3 separate regions of the Homo sapiens genome follow, and regions 1 and 2 are each linked to region 3. Evidence: chromatin contacts called from ENCODE Hi-C or POLR2A ChIA-PET data. All regions are on one chromosome and are shown on one strand. The core of a region is the stretch at or near the end of the contact, and the rest is flanking DNA. Distances in the headings are between cores, read along the strand shown. Region 1 has its middle 4.0 kb from the start of CDC42BPG. Region 2 holds the start of POLA2 (DNA polymerase alpha 2, accessory subunit). Region 3 holds the start of ESRRA (estrogen related receptor alpha).

Region 1 (3,064 bases), core at 74-2,573, 540 kb before region 3:
GCCACCACTCCTGTGTTAAAAGCGCACCAGGTCTGGCAGCACGTGGAGGGCAGCCTTGGGGAGACCGCCCTGAGTTCAACTCCCAGCTCTGCCACTCTAGCCAGATCTCTTCCCCCACTGAGGCCATTTCCTCAAGCCTTAATTCAGGAACAGATGTGGCCCACAGAGGCAGAGCCCGAGGACACCCACCTTGAGCGGCCTTTGCCAAGCACCCCAAGGAGGTTAGTCGGGTGGGGTGCAGGGAGCAGGGCACCTCACCCAATACCCAGAACAAAACAGGCCAGCCCCTCCCTTCCCTGAAGCAGCTCCCAGACTCAGTGGCGCCTGTAGGCTAGTGAGGTGGTGGCCAAGTGGGCTCGGGCCTGGCTTCCTGTGCACCCAGAGGGACTGATAATTGTAAAACCACATGGGGCTGCAGCCGCTGCAGAGCGTGGGAGCCCCTATGGCTTGTTGGAACACTGCAGGGAAGGTTTTTGGAAGAAAAACCAGGATGATGAAACCACCATATGTCCACCCATTTGGAGCTTTGGACTTTTCATAGGACACGCCCCTGGTGCTGGGCAGATGGGGTTGGGGAGGGGGCTGCCAGGACTAGCTGGGGGACTGGGGGGTCCACACCCCTAGCATTTGCATCAGCTCCTTCCCAAAGCCATCCCAACAGACGCACCTTCAAATAAGAGCCAGGCATCTGAGGCTCAAGGGTGGGCTTAGGGAGCTCCCCGGCTCCAATCACATTGCCGCCCGTGCTCCTTCAGAGAAAGGTTGGGACGGCCATTGGTGGCCATACTGGGAAGCTCATTTGTCTCTCACACCTGAACAGGTGCAGTTCTCCATTATACACAAAAAGACAGCGTCCAGAGAGTGAGGAAGAGATCTACCCAAGGCCCCACGCCTGGTCAGCAGCGGGCAGGGCTGCAGGACCCAAGGCCAGCCTCTCATGTCCTGACCTCCTGGGTAGGAGCGGGCCACTATGCCATGTGCACGTTTCCAGAGTGGCTAAGGGCAGGGGGCGGCCGCCATTCCTGCCAGCCCTGAAGAACCATCTGGTGGGAGCTGCTTCCCGAGGCCACGGCTGGAGACTCTCATCCTAGGCCTTCCCCTGAAGGCTGATTCTCAGGACTTTGAGGAAGGGGGCGCTCCAACCCTGGGCTCAGCAGCCCTCCAATGTGGCCAGGATGCCACAGACCTGGGCAACCTGCCTTGTGTCTGGGCTCCCAGCCACAGAGGGCTATGCCCTTGGGGGCAGACACAGGGTTCCCTGCCACTTCCTCATGCTGGGTTCTCAGGTCCTCTCCCTGCCCCAACACACCTGCCCTCTGCAGGGCGAGTCTGCACTCAAGGAAGGAGCTCAAGGCTGGCACCACCTCCCTCCCCAGCTTCCATGCATTAGTCTATAAAGGAGGGTAATAACTCTCTCCTAGTGTGGCCCTTGTGAAGATAATAGATCTAAAGTCACTTTAAGTTACCAAGAGGCCCCTTACACTTGCAAGCTGTTATCAGCATGAGTGCTCCCCACAGAGCTGGGTGAGAGAGCTAGTGATGTCCCTCAGTACCAAGGGGCTTGCGGGATGAGTGAGAGGCTGCGGGGGGTAGCTGAGCCCTCCTGCACCTGGGGAGTAGTCGACCATGGAGGAGGCATTTGAATGAAGGTACCCTGGTGAGAAGGAAAGGAAAGAGGGTGGCCTGACTGCCTGGACAGGGTGTGACTGAGGCTCTCGGGGGTGTCTCCTGTCAAGACTCACCCATCCCTGTGAGCTGGGCCTTGGGCTGTGCCATGCTCAGGGCTCTGTGGGGAGCGTGTCAAGGCTGCTGTGGCCCTAGTGGTCTGGCCCCACAGGATCAGAAAACAGATCTGCTGAGCCAACATGGTGCCATGCCCTGGAGCTGCTTCGGGCAGTCAGGGCTGGAGGCCTGGCTGCTTGCTAAGGCTGGAATAAGCTCAGAAAGAGACTGAGCCTTTACAGACTTCCTTCCATTGGAGCTGCAAAGGAATGAGCAGGGGGCCCAACCCTCCCCCTTTATTTTTATTTATTTATTTATTTTGGAGACATGGTCTCATTCTGTCACCTAGGCTGGAGTGCAGTGGCACAATCTCAGCTCACTGCAAGCTCTGCCTCCCAGGTTCAAGTGATTCTCCTTTCTCAGCCTCCCGAGTAGCTGGGACTGCAGGTGTGTGTCACCATTCCAGGCTAATTTTTGTATTTTTAGTAGAGACAGGGTTTTGCCATGTTGACCAGGCTGGTCTTGAATTCCTGGGCTCAAGTGATCCGCCCACCTTGGCCTCCCGAGTAGCTGGAACTACAGGCTCTCACCACCACACTCAGCTAATTTTTAAGTTCGTTTGTAGAGATGAGGTCTCACTATGTCACCCAGGCTGATCTTGAACTTCTGGGCTCAAGTGATCCTCCCACCTCGGCCTCCCAAAATGCTGGGCTTACAGGCATGAGCCACCATGCCCGGACCCAACCCCCTTTTACAGACAAGGAAATTGAGGCTTACAAGACAGATGTGACAAAAACTAATAAAGGACCAGAAAGAATCACGTGTGAGAGGCGGGAGGTGCCGAATGCCAGTCCCAGCCCTGCCCCGTGCAGCCCTGGCCTCAGCCCTGGGACTCAGTGTCCACTCAGCTATACTGTGTGGGGATGGACAGATGGCTGGGGATGAACCTTTCTGAGAACTTACCAGAGAGGTTAAGGGACTTGCCTGAGGTCACACAGGGAGTGAGGCAGGGCCCAGAGGCCTCACCAGGGGTGTCCACGAGGGGCAGCGGAGGAGAGGCCCATCTTCCCACCCAGGAGCCCTTCCCTATCTCCGGTTCCCTAATGCTGGCTGGAGCGCCTGTCCCTCCTCTGGTCTCTGGCGCCCCCGTGTGGCCTCAGTGAGCAAGCCCCTTCCTACCTCCTGTGGGCTCCACCCCTGCCCCGCCCCTATAAGGAGGGCTCAGAATCTCTCAGGTGAGAGGGATCTGAACTCCTGCCCCCTCCCCCTTCCAGGAGACCAGAGGCAATGAAGGGGATCCCCAGAGTTTGGTTTGAATCCTGGCTCCCCATCCCATTCTGGT
Region 2 (3,184 bases), core at 121-2,620, 960 kb before region 3:
AGGAGAATCGCTTGAACCTGGGAGGCGGAGGCTGAAGTGAGCCGAGATTGCACCACTGCACTCCAGCCTGGGTGATAAAACAAGACTGTCAAAAAAAAAAAAAAAAAAAAAGAGAGAGAGAGAAGGCACTGGGCATGAAGACTTGAAGTATTCTGGTTTCTGAAAGGAATTTCTCACCATAAATTAACGTTTCGTTATCTTTTTGTATATAAGAAGTTCAAAGTGTTGAGTGGTTAAGGCAGGTGCACATTCATACCGATTCTAGAACTTCCACATCTCCCAGGCTTTGCTTCAAATGACTCCTTACACTGCTCTACAGCTTGACCAACACGATGGACCCGTATGATGCAGCACGGGACTCCAAGGCAGGACACCTGGCTTCACAGACAGCTCAGGCAATTAGCTTTCCTTGTCTGTTTCTCCATCTGTAAAGCTCCCTAAAGCTCCTTCCACAGCTCAAATTCAATTTTAGGAACCTACCTCAAGGGATTCATATTTGCACAGACCACCAACAGCTATGATAAAATAACTGATGGATCAGCAGAGGTTTAAGGTGTAGGCTGGAAAGGGAGGAGCCAAGAATAAAAAGCTACATTTCAAAACCCCCACATCTGTTGCTTTGTTACCGGGGCTTCAACAATTTCCAAACTCAGGTGCCACCAGTGCCTAGTCTCTATCTAGCACATCCCAATTCCGCCTTTCGGGAACTTCGAGTTGGTTTAAAATCGTGCTGCATATTCCTATTTTTGATTTGGCATCCAAGCGGTACCCGGTGGGCATTTCAAAGTCCCCACATCCTAAATCTCAAAACTCAAGTTTGATTCTTCATCTCACAGCCACCGAGAACTCTGCTCCAGGGGAAGTGGAAATTGGAAGCGCTCCACTTTCGGTTCTAGGCGCCGAGGAACTCGGGCGAGAGCGTGGAGCACGGCTGCAGGGCGGGAGGGGTGCGGGACTCACATTTCTCAATTAGAGCCTCCTCGCAGTCTAGGCCGAAGATCTGCAGCTCCTCCGCCAGCTGCTGGGCGGATGCGGACATGGTCGCCCAAGCCAGGGGCCGGGGAGCCGGCCCACCCAGCTCCGACCTGCGCCCAAGAAGCCCACGGGGGTGGCGAGCGATGAGCTCCTCGCCCTCTTATCCTTCCCCCCTCCGCGGACCGTGACAGGAGGTGACTGGCCCAAGCAAGACCTCAGACCGTCAGAAGGCCCCGGCCGTCGGTCACAGAGAAATACTTTTTTTAAAAAATGAAGGGGTGGCTCCCAAACGCCCTGAATGGAGGGAGCAGAAATCTCGAGAGGACGCTCTCCTGGTGAGAACGTCCTGCTTCCCAAAAGCTACCGCTGAGCTTCTCAGTGACGGTGGCAGAACTGAGTGGCCGGAAAAACCCGCCAAATGGTTTGTGCAGTGCACGCATGCGCGAAACCGGGAGCCAACCCCAAACCTTCCCCTTGCTTTCCCCGGCTCATTCCGGAACCCCACGCGCGCACGCGCGGCCCAGGGCGCGTGCGCATCAGCGGGCGTGTGGGCGTCTCTACGCACGCGCCTGGCGGCCCGCCAGTCAGCAGCTGCGCAGTTCTCTCTCACGGCGCGAGAATGCCGGTTGTGACTCGCAACGCCCGGGAGTTGCCTACAAGGAAACTGAGTCTGTGTGCGGATGCCTGTTTTCTGGGCATCGGCTGCTCGATAAAACTCAGTGGCGCATGTTTGTCACCCTTTTGCCCTGTTCCGTGGTGCGCAGGCGTTGTCGTGCGCGTGCCTTCGACTATCTAAAACTTACTGTACCCCCTTCTCCATTCCCCTTGTCATCTCTGCCTGTTGTGCCCTTGGTTCATCCTAAAAGAATGGCTTCAGTAGGGAATCTGGTTGCCATGGTTATTATCGTGCTTATCACCGTGGTGCCAGCCACAGTGATGGGTATGTTTTCTGAATCTGGGGCATTTGGGGGGATATGAGGTGGGAAGGTGACGGATAATTTAGTTTTGGACACGTTAAGTTTGAGTGCCTCTGGGATTTCCAGGTAGAGATTCCCAGTGGGTGACTGGAGGCTTGGGAGTGAAGGTAGGTCACTCAAGGATAGAGTTTAGGGGTAAGATGAGAAGAGGGTTCTCCCCTTGAAATACACCGTAATTCTTTGAGCCAAAAATCTCAACCGTAGGCGTCATACAATGCTGGTGGGATGGTATAGAGCGTTTCGAGAAAACAATTTAGCAATATGTATCAGGAACCTTTAAAATGTCCATCCCAGGCCAGGTGCGGTCACTCACGCCTGTAATCCCAGCATTTGGGAGGCCGAGGCAGGCGGATCACTTTGTAGCAGGACGAGCCACAGACAAAACTCCTCAGACACCCGAGTTAAAGAAGGAAGGGGTTTATTCGGCTGGGGTCATCGGCAAGACTCCTGTCTCACCAGCCGAGCTCCCCGAATGAGCAATTCCTGTCCCTTTTAAGGGCTCACAACTCTAAGGGGGTGCGCCTGAGAGGGTCGTGATCAATTGAACAAGCAGGGGGTACGTGACTGGGGGCTGCATGCACCAGTAATTAGATCAGAACAAAACAGGATAGGGATTTTCACAGTGCTTTTCTATACAGTGTCTGTAATCTATAGATAACATAACTGATTAGGTCAGGGGTCCATCTTTACCAAGCCTAGGGTGTGAGGCCGGGCTGTCTGCTTGTGGATTTCATTTCTGCCTTTTAGTTTTACTTTTTCTTTCTTTGGAGGCAGAAATTGGGCGTAAGACAATATGAGGGGTGGTCTCCTCCCTTAACTTGAGCCCAGGAGTTCAAGATCGGCCTGGGCAACGTGGCGAAACCCCTTCTCTACAAAAAATTAGCGGGCGGTGGTGGCGGGTTCTTGTGATCTCAGCCACTCTGGGGGCTGAGGCTGGAGGAGCGCTTGAGTTCGGGAGGTCGAGGCTGAAGTGAGTCATGATCGCCTCACTGCACTCCAGCCTGGGCGACAGAGCAAGATCGTGTCTCAAAAAGCAAACAAAGGCCGGGTGCGGTGGCTCACGCCTGTAATCCCAGCACTTTGGGAGGTCGAGGCGGGAGGATCACGAGGTCAGGAGATCGAGACCATCCTGGCTAACACGGTGAAACCCCGTCTCTACTAAAAAAAAAAAAAAGAAAAAAAAAAGAAAGCCTAGCGTGGTGGCGAGCACCTGTAGTCCCAGCTACTTGGGA
Region 3 (2,965 bases), core at 260-2,759:
GTCCAAGGAAGGACTGCCCAGGAACACTGCCCCCTCCTAGCTGTTGCCATGGAAACAGAGTCTTCAGGGCCAGTAACTGACAGCAGGTCTCCCCCTTGGGAACCTGGGGGAGGCTTAGAAAGCCCCTACTCCCACCCAGGCCAGGGAGCAGGGTAACCGTAGCCCCCAGGCAACCTTCAACCCCACCTGGAATCCCTAGCCAGGAGCAGGATACTTCCCAGTTTTCTCCAGATGTTGGGGGGACCTCTGAGACCCTGCCCTCATCTGGGTATTCTGCATTGGAGAGCAGACCCAAGGCCAGTGGACGTGCTCACACCGAGTTCACACACTCCACTCACCGGGGTGCTCAGGAGCCCCACAAGCCCACGCAGGCTCGCTCTCTGCTGAGGGCTTTCACACTTGCACCGGCCTTCCCAAACCCGTGCTCACTCCTGCTCACACTTGTGCTCACACACTTCTCCTGGAGCGCACACCCCATCCACGAACTCAGTCAAGGCTCATGATCACACACACTCTCACTAGGTCTCCCCACATCCACACGCACAGGCACGGACTCATGAAAACACCTCCAGAGCTTTTCACACCTGACACGCGGCTGCCCTCCTGCCCCAGCATGCCGGTCCCAGGCACACGGCGGGCGCCGCTCCACCTCCTCGCGACCAGCCTGCAGGTCCACTCTTATACTCCCGCTGTCGCAGAGGCCGCCACCTCCCGGGGCGCCGCGTCCCGCCCCCAACCTGCGCACACCTTTGGGAAGTTGCCTAAAGTTGCTACGCCTCCCCCTCCCCGCCCGCGGGAGACCTCTACCAGGTTATCAGGAAGTAAGTGGGGAGAGCCAAGGAGGAGGAAGTTCTCCCCTGCCGGTGCGATGACCTTTGACCCAGAGAGGAGGGTGGCCCCAGGCCCCTTCGAGCGCCCCCACGTGGTCTTCAGAGCCCCTTCCCAGACATAGAGCCCTCCCCGTCTTCCACCCCGGCCAGCCCCAGGGACTTCGGCAAATGCGGGATTGAACCCTGCCCCGGAGCGGGCTGGATCGGAGGCCCAACCCTGACCCGAGTCAGGACCCGCAGCCAGAGCCAGATCCTGCCCCAGGCCGGCCCACCAGGACTCGGACGCCGGATCCCGCCTGAACCCTGACCAGTCCGACCCTCGACTGGGTCCCAACCGTGGCCCGGACTGGCCCCAGAGTCGGACCCCGCCTGCAGCCCGCCCCGCCCGCCTCCCTGCCGCGCTCGCACATGGCCCCCGCGCCCCGCCCGCCCACCCCCGCGGCAGCGCTCCCCTCCGCCCCCGGACCTGGGGCTCCGGCAGCGCGGTCGGGCAGGCATGGGGGCCGAGCGGCCCGGAGTGCCGGAGTGAGCCGGGGGCCGCGGGCGGCCCCTCCTCCGCCGCCTCCTCGGGCCGCGCCGCCCCACCGCGCCGCGTCCCCTCACTCGGCGGCGCCGCCGGCTGCTTGTAGGACACAAAAGGACATCGCGGCCGCTTCCTACTCCGCTTCCTCCAGCTGACAGCGGGGGTGGGGCCGGCCGTGCGCATGCAAAGCAGGGGGCGGGGCCCGGGGTCCTATGCTAATCAGACCAGCGGGGCGGGCGGCGCCTGCGCGCCCGGACGAGTCGGGGCGGAGCCGGCAGCGCCAGTGGGCGGGCCTTCGTGCAGGTCCCGCCCCGCAGCCCGCCGAGCCACTGCGGCGCACATGCGTACGCGGCCCCTGGGAGGGGCGGGGCCGGAGACGCGGAGGGCGGGGACAATAGAGCCGAGAGCAAGTGGGGCCAGAAGCGCTCTTTCGTAACGGAGGAGGCGGGGCTTGCTGCGCGCGAGAGGAGTGGGCGAGGCGGTGCAGGCTGCAGTCGCGGAGCCAAGAGACCACTTACAGATGAAAACGCAAGGGCGGGACGAGCGGAGAGGCTGGACCTGCTACCTATGCTTGAGGGGCGGAGCCTAGCGCGCCGTCGCGAGGAGGGAGGTGCTGCCCCGTTCCCCCTACCCCCTTCCCCCAAAGCGACACCAACTGAGCACTCGAACCGTAGACCCAGTAGCCCCACAGAGCTGCGGAACTCGGGGTGGGTGAAGCCGACTTAAAACATGCAATAAGTCCTGGATTGCGAGTCCCGGAAGGTAGGGCCGATAGGGCCCGGACGGAGAAAGCTCAAGGTCACTGCGGTGACCGAATGAAGGTCACTGCGGTGACCGAATGAAGGTCACGGGGAAGGGCGGGGCCACGTGCGTCCGCCTCACGCGGGCTGTCCTGCACTGACTCACGGACCATGCATCGACTCTTTTATTTCTTTAGGACTCAAATTCCACTCGGATGGGGTCAGGCTTGGGTCTGGGGACCGGGCTGGCACGGGGCTGGTTCGGGTCGCTGCTCGAGCCCAAGGTGGCGTTTTTAATTCACGTACAGCCTCTTGCTCCGGCGCTTCTTGAGCCCTTCGATGTATCGCTGCAGCTCCTTAGTCAGGAAGTGGTCCCTGCCGATCCCTAACTGGTAGCCTAGGAGGAGGGCAGAGCTCGGCTCAGGGCAGTGAGCAACCGAAAGGTCTCCCCACCAGGGGGCGCCGCATGTGTGATTCGAGGAACCGCAGATGATTCGAGGTAGCAGTAGCGCAGGGCACTCAGGTCTGTGTTAGCCTGGGGAACTTTGCATCTCTAAGGGTGCTGAGTGTTAAGGTGGAGGATGGATGAGGTCAAGGCTAGGGAAGAGGTTGCAGGCCTGAACTAGGGCGGTGGTAGCGAGCAGTTTGCCCACCTTCTGGACCAGCCACCCACTCTAAGCCATCAGCTGGCCCTTTATCACCGCTGGGCTTTCCTACCACAGCAGCAAAAGTTCACCCACATAATCCACTGTCCAAAGGCTCCTCACAACTCCCCAACCAGAGGCAGTCGAGGCCACACCAAGGCGGTCATCCCACTGTGCAGGTGGAGAAACAGCCACAGAAAAGCCTCCCTCAGCTGGAGAGGGGCTGCA

Evidence for each region. A loop is a pair of places that touch in the nucleus more often than their neighbours do. ChIA-PET counts read pairs that join two places held with the same protein, here RNA polymerase II (POLR2A). Pooled maps may share reads with other maps.
Region 1: a pooled map shows a loop between it and region 3 (3-fold over the local background). The contact joins the enhancer-like site here to the promoter of ESRRA in region 3. A Hi-C loop is called at or near these places in 5 of 50 pooled maps. POLR2A ChIA-PET finds 5 or more read pairs at or near these places in 3 of 52 experiments (MCF 10A, OCI-LY7 and activated CD4-positive, alpha-beta T cell).
Region 2: a loop to region 3 is called in a map of naive thymus-derived CD4-positive, alpha-beta T cell, with 18 times the contacts of the local background. The contact joins the promoter of POLA2 here to the promoter of ESRRA in region 3. A Hi-C loop is called at or near these places in 1 of 168 maps with a recorded cell type or tissue (naive thymus-derived CD4-positive, alpha-beta T cell) and 5 of 50 pooled maps. POLR2A ChIA-PET finds 5 or more read pairs at or near these places in 3 of 52 experiments (CD4-positive, alpha-beta T cell, T-cell and activated CD4-positive, alpha-beta T cell).

What each region holds. Positions count from the first base shown.
Region 1 is chr11:64,847,095-64,850,158 of GRCh38, reverse strand. No RefSeq gene overlaps it. Among named protein-coding and RNA genes, the nearest start is that of CDC42BPG, 4.0 kb to the right of the region's middle. RefSeq lists an enhancer at 2,551-2,620 and a silencer at 2,921-3,010. Within about 2 kb of position 1,323, at least 17 of the 41 ENCODE cell types and tissues checked have a DNase peak (open chromatin) inside an H3K27ac peak, as active enhancers do; they include OCI-LY7, where a contact is called at or near this core.
Region 2 is chr11:65,260,148-65,263,331 of GRCh38, reverse strand. It overlaps POLA2 (DNA polymerase alpha 2, accessory subunit), which reads right to left and starts at 1,370. Exons shown (of 18, transcript NM_002689.4): 1 at 961-1,370. The coding sequence starts at 1,039. RefSeq lists enhancers at 459-1,344, 1,101-1,350, 1,345-2,232.
Region 3 is chr11:64,304,068-64,307,032 of GRCh38, reverse strand. ESRRA (estrogen related receptor alpha) reads right to left here and starts at 1,509. Exons shown (of 7, transcript NM_004451.5): 1 at 1,297-1,509. It overlaps CATSPERZ (catsper channel auxiliary subunit zeta), which reads right to left. Exons shown (of 5, transcript NM_001039496.2): 5 at 2,263-2,490. The coding sequence ends at 2,387. KCNK4-CATSPERZ (KCNK4-CATSPERZ readthrough (NMD candidate)) reads right to left here. Exons shown (of 11, transcript NR_133662.1): 11 at 2,264-2,490. RefSeq lists an enhancer at 813-882 and a silencer at 1,293-1,802.